Linked DNA regions of Homo sapiens: region 2 is linked to region 1. A link is a loop called in an ENCODE intact Hi-C map of the cell type or tissue named here. Cell type or tissue: GM12878. All regions are shown on one strand.

Region 1 (5,000 bases):
TATTGTTCAATTGACACCTTCATCAAATATTTTTCTACTGCTTTCAAAAGTCTAAATTACAGATAAACAATAGTTTTTACATGGAGCTTAGTAAACTGAAAGTAAACTTCTTAAAATAAGTTTTAGATTTACCTCATTCCCATCTTCTCGTAAAATATATCACTCTGTCTAGAAGAATGGGAAAAATGGATAACCACAGAAAAGGAGTTTTTGGTTGAGGATTCTAGCGATAAGGATATTGGTCTTCCAGCTTCTGTTGAACCCTCTGGTCTGGCAAAAGCCACTCTTTCCCCTTGCCAGACATGAGCAGCCTCATCCCAGCAGTCTTTACAAAAGCCCCATTTGAGGAACATAGCTCAGAAGATAGCATCTTTTCTCCTCAAGATGCTCCCCAACCATTTTTATTGTCTCTAGGTGGATAAGCAGAGTCCACTTTCAGCATAAGCCATTCAGAAAAGTGTAATCTGTGGTCTGGAGGAAATAGATCATACCTAGAAGAAATTTTAGGAGTTCACTAATACACACTAGCCCACCTGGATGTGGGGGAATATGTGTGGAAGGAGTACTGGACTGTAGACTTATGCAGGATTTATCAAAATGTAGTCTGGGGTCAGTAGCATTGCATCACCTACAAACTTGCTAAAAATGCATTTTTGGGCCCTATCTCAGACCTACTGAATCAGAAATTGTGGGGATGGCACCCAGCAATCTGTGTTGCAACAAGCCCCCCAGGTGCTTCTGATGCCTGCAACAATTGGAAAACCACTTCTCGCATGCATCACTTTACATCATTTGTAGCTTCACTATGCCTTGTTACAGCTACTATTGTGGTCACCTGCTCTGCATGGGCTCCAACAAATGCAGCCTAACAGTACCATGCCTCATGCATGTGCCCTGAACCTCTTGCCTCCTGCCCTACGGCTATCTTTGGATGCCAAAGGCACAAAATGCTGTGGGATTTAGTTTACTACCATATATATGCAATGTGGAAGTATGAAAATTTTCCAGTTTCCCCAGAGACAATCTTTGACACATGGGAGACACTGGGGAAAACATTTTTTATCACTTTTTCCCTCTGGATAGACTGTTTTGAAATACAGTTTATATGTTTTCTTAGAGAATGCTTCTTAGAGATCAGGCAATCACCACTAATTCAATAGCACATTTTTGTAGTATACTCTACTTTTTAAATACTCTTTCTCTCCCTTTGTCTCTCAGGTCAGCTCTCTGGGATTACATTTCCTAAAACAGTAGTAGCTCATAAGCCTTTGCCTCAATCTCCAATTTCTGGGGAAACCAGGCTAAGACAAAAGATGCCCAGTACGTGAGATTCATTGCAGTATCATTGTGGCAGTTCTGATGTGTACTTTCTACGTAGAAAATAATATGCAAAATTCATATTTTTATAAAATGTTATAATAAAAATTGTTACATTTAACATATTAAATAATAAAGTAAATGCCTGAGAGCAAACTAAGACATTTAATATATGCATTAAGTTTCTAATCATTATTTTTAGGCAATTCTACTGGGTACCCAATGAGGTTTTATTGTACCACTTATTTATTTATTTATTTAATTTTTATAGATTTTAGGAGCACGCATGCATTTTTGTTACATGGATATATTGCGAGCAGTGAAGTCTGAGTTTTAGTGTAACCATCACCCAAATAATGTACATTGTACTCATTAGGTATTTTTTCATCCCTTACCCCTCTCCCACTGTCCCGCCTTTTGTAGTCTCCCAAGTCTATTATTCCACTCTGTATGTCCACATGTATACGTCGTTTAGCTCTTATTTATAAGCGAGAGCATGTGGTATTTAACTTTTTGTTTCTGAGTTATTTCACTTAAGATAATAGGCTTCGGTTCCATCCATGTTGCAACAAAGGATGTAATTTCATTATTTTGTATGGCGGAGTAGTATTCTATGGTATGTATATACCACAGTTTCTCTATCCAATAATCTGTCAATGGACACTTAGGTCAATTTCACATCTTGGCTAATGTGGACAGTGCTCTGAAAAACATAGAAGTGCAGGTATCTTTTTGATATATTAAGCTCTTTTCCTTTGGGCAGATAACCAATAGTGGGATTGTTGGATTTAAGGATAGTTCAAATATTACTTATTTGGGAAGTTTCTACACTGTTTTTCGTAGAGGTTGTAATAATTTACATTCATACCAACATTGTGTAAAGCATTCCCTTTTCTCTGCATCCTCTCCAACATCTGCTATTTTTTGACTTTTTAATAAAAGCCATTCTGATTAGTGTGAGATGATATCTCAGTGTGGTTTTAATTTGCATTTCTCTGATGGTTAGTGATGTTGAGCATTTTTTTCATGTCTGTTGGCTGCTTGTATGTCTTCTTTTAGAAAGTGTCTGTTAATTTCCTTTGCTCACTTCTTAATGGAGTTTTTTTATTGTTTAAGTTACTTGTACATTTCTGATATTAGCCTTTTGTGGGATGCATAGTTTGCAAATTCTTTCTCCCACTCTGTAGGTTGTCTGTTTACAGTGTTGAGTATTTATTTTGCTGTGCAGAAGCTTTTCAGTTTAATTAAGTCCCATTTGTCTTTTCTTGTTTTTGTTGCATTTGCTTTTGAGGTCTTAGTCATAAATTATTTGCCCAGGCCAATGTCCAGAAGAGTTTTTCTTAGGTTTTCTTCTAGAATTTTTATAGATTGAGGTCTTACTTTTAAGTCCTGATATGGCTTGGCTGTGTCCCCACCCATGTCTCATCTTGAAATGTAGCTCCCATAATTCCCACGTGTCATGGGAGGGACCCAGTAGGAGGTAACTGAATCATGCGGGCAAGGTCTTTTCCTTGGTGTGGTGAATTTCTCAAATGGTGGTTGTAGTAGTGACATACTGGGCACGTGAGTAAATGCTCAGTCTCCTATAGAGACAGGCAGGTGGAGGCCTCAAGAAGCTTATCTCATTTCCATGCGCTGTGCTCTGGAGTCAGATTTTGTATCGGGTTGTGCAGTTCAACCTCCCGGCCAGTAGGTGGCACTAGTAAGTAAGAACTGGCTGTGGCAGAAACAGGTAAGTATAGGCTTAATCTTTATTTTCTAGGAGGAGCTCGCTGTTACCTGAAGGGATGGACTGGTCGGTGGAATGTCCGGTGCCGTGAGTTACCTGCTCAGCCCTGGAGCAGGGGTCAAAGCTGGGCGGAGCTGGACAGCCAGTCTCAGCCTCAGGTACTCCAGTGACAAGCAGCAGCACCAGTGCTGATGAGGGTAGCAGGGAAAACTGGTGAAATGTGCCGAGGTCTCTCCAGAGGTGGTAGGCGGTTGCGCCAGCTTCACATCCTGGATAGGCAGGAACGTTTCCCTATCATACTCCTGTCCCGGGTCTCATGTGTCTCAGTTCAAACAGACACTGCCGTCTATCTTCAAGCTGCAATGAAGCTGAGAGCCACAGAAAACACCTGTACCATGGTTTCAGGGAGGAGTCTCTTCCCTCAGCCGAAAACAGACAGCTTTGCTGGTCATCTGTTCTCCACTGCGAGGACGCTGCCACTCAGTGTGGAGAGAGGAAGGGGTTCTGCCTATGGTGCAAGAAGGTCGGACTCGGCAGGTAGGCACACCACCAATATCATTGTAGCTGCTCCTGATAGTCCTGTATTGGCTGTCCACAGGCATCCACGGCTTTGTCTGCAGCAGTGGGCAGTCGGGAAGGAGAAATCCTCCTCTCTACTACTGTGCCTGAGCACTGGGGCTGCCTGACCACTGGGGCTAAAAAACACTTCCCCCCAGAGCACTGAGCATGGTGCCCATTTCTCTGCTGGAAGGGGTGCTGTCACCCTCAGTCCCCAAGCAGGAAACTCTTGGGCACGGGAGAGCATACGCTCTGGCTTCGTTTGTCCCATGGGGCACTCCCTAGGCGCGCTGCACTCTCCCTTCCCCTAGGGGCAGCATACCCTGAGGTTCAGACCACCGGGAATTCTGCAGCTACCTTAGGTACATCTGGCCCCATGTGTGGCTGCTGCAATCTAAGCAGGTGCTAGGGAATGTCTGCGGGGGATCTGGTGATGTGGAGACACGAAGGCTGAGATTTTCTGGGCAGGACAGAGGACCACAATGATGCACACTCAATATGGCGCTTACCACTGCAGCTCAGGTCTGGGGAGAGGGTGAGCAACTTTACACAAGCTGGTAGCCTGGTGCAATGCCCTCAGTAAATTAACAAATCACCACCCACACCGGTCCTTGGGCTAGGGCCAGCAAAGGAGCTCTCCTACAGCTCGGAAACCCAGTCTGCCACAGCTGTGAGTGGAACGCAAAACACCGCACCTACCCTTTCCACCAGACTCCAAGTTCCTTGGGGTTCAATCTCTGCCACACTCTTCCTTCTTTTTTCTGTGCCCTAGCTTCTTTCTGTGAGTTCTCCAATAGGTTCTGGCACTCTCTCCTTAATCTTCTATTCAACTTACGATTATTCATCTGTAACTTTGGTTCTTTCTGAGGAGAACTGGCATCTGACATCTCAACTCAGCCATCCTGAGAGGGCAGAATTTTGATAAAATTAATAACACTATTTTCTCCCTTTACTCTGCATCTCAAGAGAATGAAGCGGAGTTATGACTTTTTCAACAGAATCATAAACTTCCGTACGCCATTGAGGAATAAGGAGCATATTCCTTCAGCACCAGATTTACCTTTCTTCTTAGTGGCCTGATTTTGATGCTGCTTTTTTGGATTAAAAAAAAAAATCATTCACTTTGCAAATGGGATAATGAAAAGTATACACCTCAATTTCTTTTTGGGATTCAGTGGATCTTAAGAGAAATCAAGTTTCGATGTGATCAATGCCCCAGAAAACAGAGGTGCACTTACAGGGACATGCTAATGCTCTTGGTGATCCTTCTGTAAGATGCGAATGGTCATTTATTCCTCTCTTGTCTGAAAAGTCCTTCCTTAGGTGCCTAAATTACTCTTAGAGGTGCATCGCCAGCCCAGGAGAAACAGACTTCTGAGACAAGGCTATCTTTTGT
Region 2 (5,000 bases), 1.2 Mb after region 1:
CACAGGTAACTTATGTATATTATTTTTTCATAAAGCTGTTAAGTTGTTAGGTATAAATACTTAAATTGTTTGGAGCTATGTACTTAATAAACACAACTGCTAGGTTTTTCTTTTGGCCTAGGCGTGACTGTGAAAAATATACTGAATCACTAAGGGCACTAAGTTTCTGAAAGTGAGAAAGTTTGAAACCATCTGCCTCAGAGGTTTACAGAAAAGAAAATATCTAAGAGATTTCAGCCTAGGTAAGGAAACATTCATCCACAGATTTATCTCCCCCTTTTGTTAAAAAAAAAAGAAAACTAAAACTACCATAACAATGTTAAAAATCTAAAAAGTTAGTATTATATATGAAAAGATAACTCTCTACTGATATACTGAAACCAAAAAAATAACAAAGAAAGAGCTTTCTAAGTGTATAAAAACTTTATCTCTATGTCAGAGAAAATAATTCAATGCATTCTCCATTTTGAGTCTGAGGAATAAATAAGCCAACGAGAGATAAATACTCACTTTTAATGTTTTCAAGGAGAGAAACCAGTGAAAAGATGGTTCAACTCTGATGCACAGAAGCTGGATGGGTCACAATTGCTACAACTGGCATGATACCTATCTCCTGAAACCTGTTCTTTCTCCTTGGTTCTCTTCAAGGTCACAGTACCCTGCCACTCAGGCAGCTATAAGAATAGTCCCCAAGGAGTGTTAACATCTTTTAACTCTAAGCCACATTCCTCCCTAAAGAAAGTGTGCCTGAATTTGTGAAAGTCTGCATCCTGGAGCCAAGTACAGGAAACCAAGAAGCTAAGAAAATATTCCTGCCACTATTTCTATCTTTAATGCATAGCTTTCCATTCTTCTTTAAGTTCTCAGGGTTAAGGAGCTCAAATAATGTAAGGAGAACAAAAATGAACAATAAATTATTGAGTTTAGTCTGCAAATCCACCCAAGGCATGAAGATTTCCAGAACCCTGCCTAATGTCACCAGAGGATAAGAATCTTAATTACTTACTCCAGCAGTCATCATCTTCTTTCCATTCTCCAGCCTATTGTTTTTCTTCCCTTGATCAACTAGTCACATCCATCATCAAAGCCTGCTCCAATGACCTCTCTCTCCTTTTATCAGCACTCATGCCTATCAATCTGCAAATACTAGCACTACATTACCAGCTCGCTTCAAAGATTTCACCATGATCTTCTATAGGCATTCACAATCATCCATTTGAGTTCCAAATCTTAGAGAAACTATTAGAAATTTTATGTATCATCTTGTAACCCAACCCCTTGATTCTTCAGATGATGGAAATGGGTAACATTAAATGACTTGCCTGGGTTCACATAGGCTCACACAGATTTGGGGAAATATAAGTGTAGAATGTATAGAATCTACCTCTTCTATCTTGCTATAGGACATACTTTTTTCGTAGAGATGAGGTCTCCTTATGTTGCCCAGGCTGGTCTCAAACTCCTGGGTTCAAGCAGTCCTCCTCCCTCCTGCCTCCTAATCCCAAGTGCTAGGGTTACAGGCATGAGCCACCATGTCCAGCCACTATACTTTTATTAAGTCTCTAAAATAAGCCCAAATATACACTGAATATTAATGCATTGTAGGGATCATTTATTGCTGCCACAGCACAGGGGGTTTTAAGAGGGTTCAATTCAGCTCCACGATAACACCGTCCCATTCAACTGATTGATCGGCGCCCCGCTACCATCTTCTGGTCTTGCAGATATGCTGGAGTGTTGTGATACGAGGATGGACGTTCACATGGAGTAAGTCAGTCACTGTACTGGACAGGTATGTCCCCTGATGGAAGGACACTACTCTAGCTGCCATTAATAAAATCTTTCCTGTATGTCCATAGGAAGGAGAGTTAATCTAGTCTTTTTGGGCAGATGTGGACAGGGCACCCTCTGGTGACAGCTGACCAATATTGCAGGTCAATACAAGAACCACAAAGATTCTGGGTGCTGAAACAATGACACTACTCTTCATAGTCTATTCTTGATGGACCTTTGTTTCCATGATAGAAATCTTCTCATCAGGAATTTTTCTTTACAAAAGTGCCTATGATCCCATTGTCCCAGAAGCACCAACCCCCAACTTTCTCTCGGGGCTGTGCTGTTAGGAAGCATGACCCAAACCCATTCTTTTCCTAGGACCCATGGTCTCTCTCGCCAATTTAGAGGATCTTTCAGACACAGGGAAAATTTCTTCTCTATGTTTATCAAAAACAATTTTTCTGTGCCTATAAATTCCCTTTTCTTTAGTACATAAAAGGTGCCTTGAAAAGTGTCTGATACACAGTAAGCACTCAACAAGCGAGCGGTTATTATTCTTTCTCTGTAGTCTTTTATAATAGGCCTTGATAGTGCAAGGCCTTGATTACTACCAGATCTAGAGCCAATCAAAAACTAATAATATCTGATGTTAATTAAATATTTAGTATATGCATACATTGGTTTAGTTGCTTTATATGTATTAACTCACTTAATACCCACATCTATCAGAGGTAGGTGTAACTTTTATTCCCCTTTTATAGATTATAAAATTGTAGCACAGAAAAAATAATTTTCCCAAAGCCACACAGCTAATCAGTGCTAGAGAGGGGATTTGAACCTGTGTGGTTTATCTCCAGGGCTCATGCCCTTAATTATCACACGAAACAAACTTTCTAAATCTCCCTTTCCTTGAAAGCAGAAAGAACTTGTACTTTAGACCCTCAGTGAAGCAAAGAATGGAGTTAAGCTTATATTAAAACTATGTTCCTATTAGTCCACACATTAATGATGAGGGGCCCCAAAGTATTGCAGCATATAAAATATGCAATTCTACTTTATAATAATTTTGAAAATTCTAAATAAAAATTTTTGGTTATAATAAACATTAATCCAACAGTTGATTAACAATACTTTGTATTGCCTTTTAGGATTCATAGTGTTACAGAAACCAAATTTTCACAATGTTTTAAATGCACATTTATTATTTAAAAAATATTTTTACACTAAGTACATTGTTATATGTGGTTTTGTCCAAACCCTTTAACTTTTCCACTTTCCCTGAAAGAAAAGTTAGATGTGAAATCATTTCCCAGTGCATATTTATCAGAAAGTTTTATGCCTAAATGATATAATCCAATATCTAGAGTCATTACTTTGAGAAAAATATTGATTTTAACTGTAAATGCCTAGCATTAAAAACATTAATAAGGGTTTAAAATTTATTCATTTGACTATCATGATCTGATTAACCACAGCTCTAAAAAACACTTAATTGTATGTTTCTGGGTTTTGGGGTTTTTTTTTGGTTTTTGTTTTTTTTTTTTTTTTTTGAGACAGAGTCTCACTCTGTTGCCCAGGCTGGAGTGCAGTGGCATGATCTCAGCTAACTGCAACCTCTACCTCCCAGGTTCAAGCAATTTTCCTGCCTCAGCCTCCCGAGTAGCTAGGATTACAGGTGCCCACCACCACTCTCAGCTAATTTTTTGTATTTTTAGTAGAGATAGGGTTTCACTATGTTGGCCAGGCTGGTCTCGAACTCCTGACCTCAAGTGATCCACCAGCCTTGGCCTCCCAAAGTGCTGGGATTACAGGCCTGAGCCACCACGTCTGGACTTAATCATATGTATTTTAACTCATGGCACCTAATTCTGCTATTAGATTTAAAGACATGTCTATAATGCAAAAATATCAGCCTAGATACATGTGCACTAGCCCCTACTGACATTTTCAACTGGCAAGTTGTCAAAATAAGGCCCTTCCAAGGATTCAGAGTCCCATCAAGCATATGTGCATCAAGCATCAATGCCACAGCAGGCATTAGGATCATGTATCTGGGTTCTCCTGGTATTTTAGATGCTCAACAGGCCACACCAATGCAACATAACCTAAATTTCACGTGCCCTCTCCTCCCAAATCTCCTCAACCTCCATCTGCTCTGTTATCATTAGCTCTGATGGCCATGGTAGAAACCTGTCAGATATGCTTCCCCTTCCCATCACTGGGTACCTAGCTTAACGAGGTAGAACTCACAAGTCACCAGTTCCTAAGGGTTATTTTTCCCTAAGAGCCCCCAAACTCAGCTTCCCTTGTCCTGATCTACCTTTGCTCAGATACTTGTAATTTCTACATGAATTTCTACAGCAAAGACCTCCCTGAGTTCGGGCTTATACTAATTGGTATATACACAGAATATTTTTGTTGTTGTTGTTGAGACGGAGTCTTGCTCTGTCGCCAGGCTGGACTGGAGTGCCACGATCTTGGCTCGCTGCAACCTCCACCTCCCAGGTTCAAGCGATTCTCATGCCTCAGCCTCCCAAGTAGCTGGGACTACAGGTGCCTGCCACCACACCCAGCTAATTTTTGTATTTTTAGTAGAGATGGGGTCTCACCATGTTGGCCAGGATGGTCTTGATCTCTTGACCTCGTGATCGGCCCACCTCGGCCTCCCAAAGTGCTGGGGATTACAGGCGAATGATATTTCTTTTTGTGGAAAATATTATGAAACTAACAGTTGCACAGTATTGAAAACACCTGTGTAACACAGAAGACATGTGAGGAAAAGTGAGTCTCCAACTCACCACACTTCAGCCCGCTTACTAGAGGCCATTACTTCTGTATCCATGAGAAAGTTCACACATGTTTTCTTTCTCTTTTAATACAGATGCAAACAAAATGTTGAACTTGGCCTTTCTGGTCTTCACCTCTCTTGGGACTGCTCAGGTAAGTGCAGGGCCAATGATCAGAACAGCCACTCCTTCAAAATGCACTTATGGTGCCCCTTGCCACTGGTCAACGATCTTACAAAAGTCAACTTCCTCCTGGACATGAAACAGCTTTAACTGAAGTGGTGAAAACGGCCTCCTTCCTTAGGTTTAAGAAGAGAGCACATAGAGGTGGAAGGTTTTTTCCTGGAGAGGCAATTTAGCTTATGGATTAAGTACACAGACTCTAATTTGGACAATTCAGGTTTGGTTCCTGGTTGTATCACTAATACACTTTGTGAT

The links. Hi-C counts contacts between places; a loop is a spot of excess contacts. Peaks named below come from ENCODE experiments on the same cell type or tissue, not always from the same donor. Only the 100,000 strongest peaks of a DNase experiment are listed, where the experiment ranks them.
Region 2: it touches region 1 in a loop (13-fold over the local background); 7 of 110 quality-filtered maps call a loop at or near these places.

Annotation. Positions count from the first base shown.
Region 1 is chr5:117,451,872-117,456,871 of GRCh38, forward strand. It overlaps LOC124900192, which reads left to right and starts at 3,078. Exons shown (of 2, transcript XM_047417986.1): 1 at 3,078-3,583. The coding sequence starts at 3,238. All of the region lies in intron 2 of LINC00992 (long intergenic non-protein coding RNA 992), which reads left to right. RefSeq lists an enhancer at 2,737-2,906. In GM12878, a CTCF peak has its summit at 3,006 (motif pointing right); a DNase peak (open chromatin) is centred at 3,000; H3K4me3 peaks cover 509 bases.
Region 2 is chr5:118,609,636-118,614,635 of GRCh38, forward strand. LINC02215 (long intergenic non-protein coding RNA 2215) reads left to right here. Exons shown (of 5, transcript NR_104998.1): 2 at 104-242; 3 at 1,725-1,792; 4 at 4,658-4,716. Among named protein-coding and RNA genes, the nearest start is that of LINC02215, 16 kb to the left of the region's middle. In GM12878, a CTCF peak has its summit at 1,908 (motif pointing left); no DNase peak of the experiment used is centred here.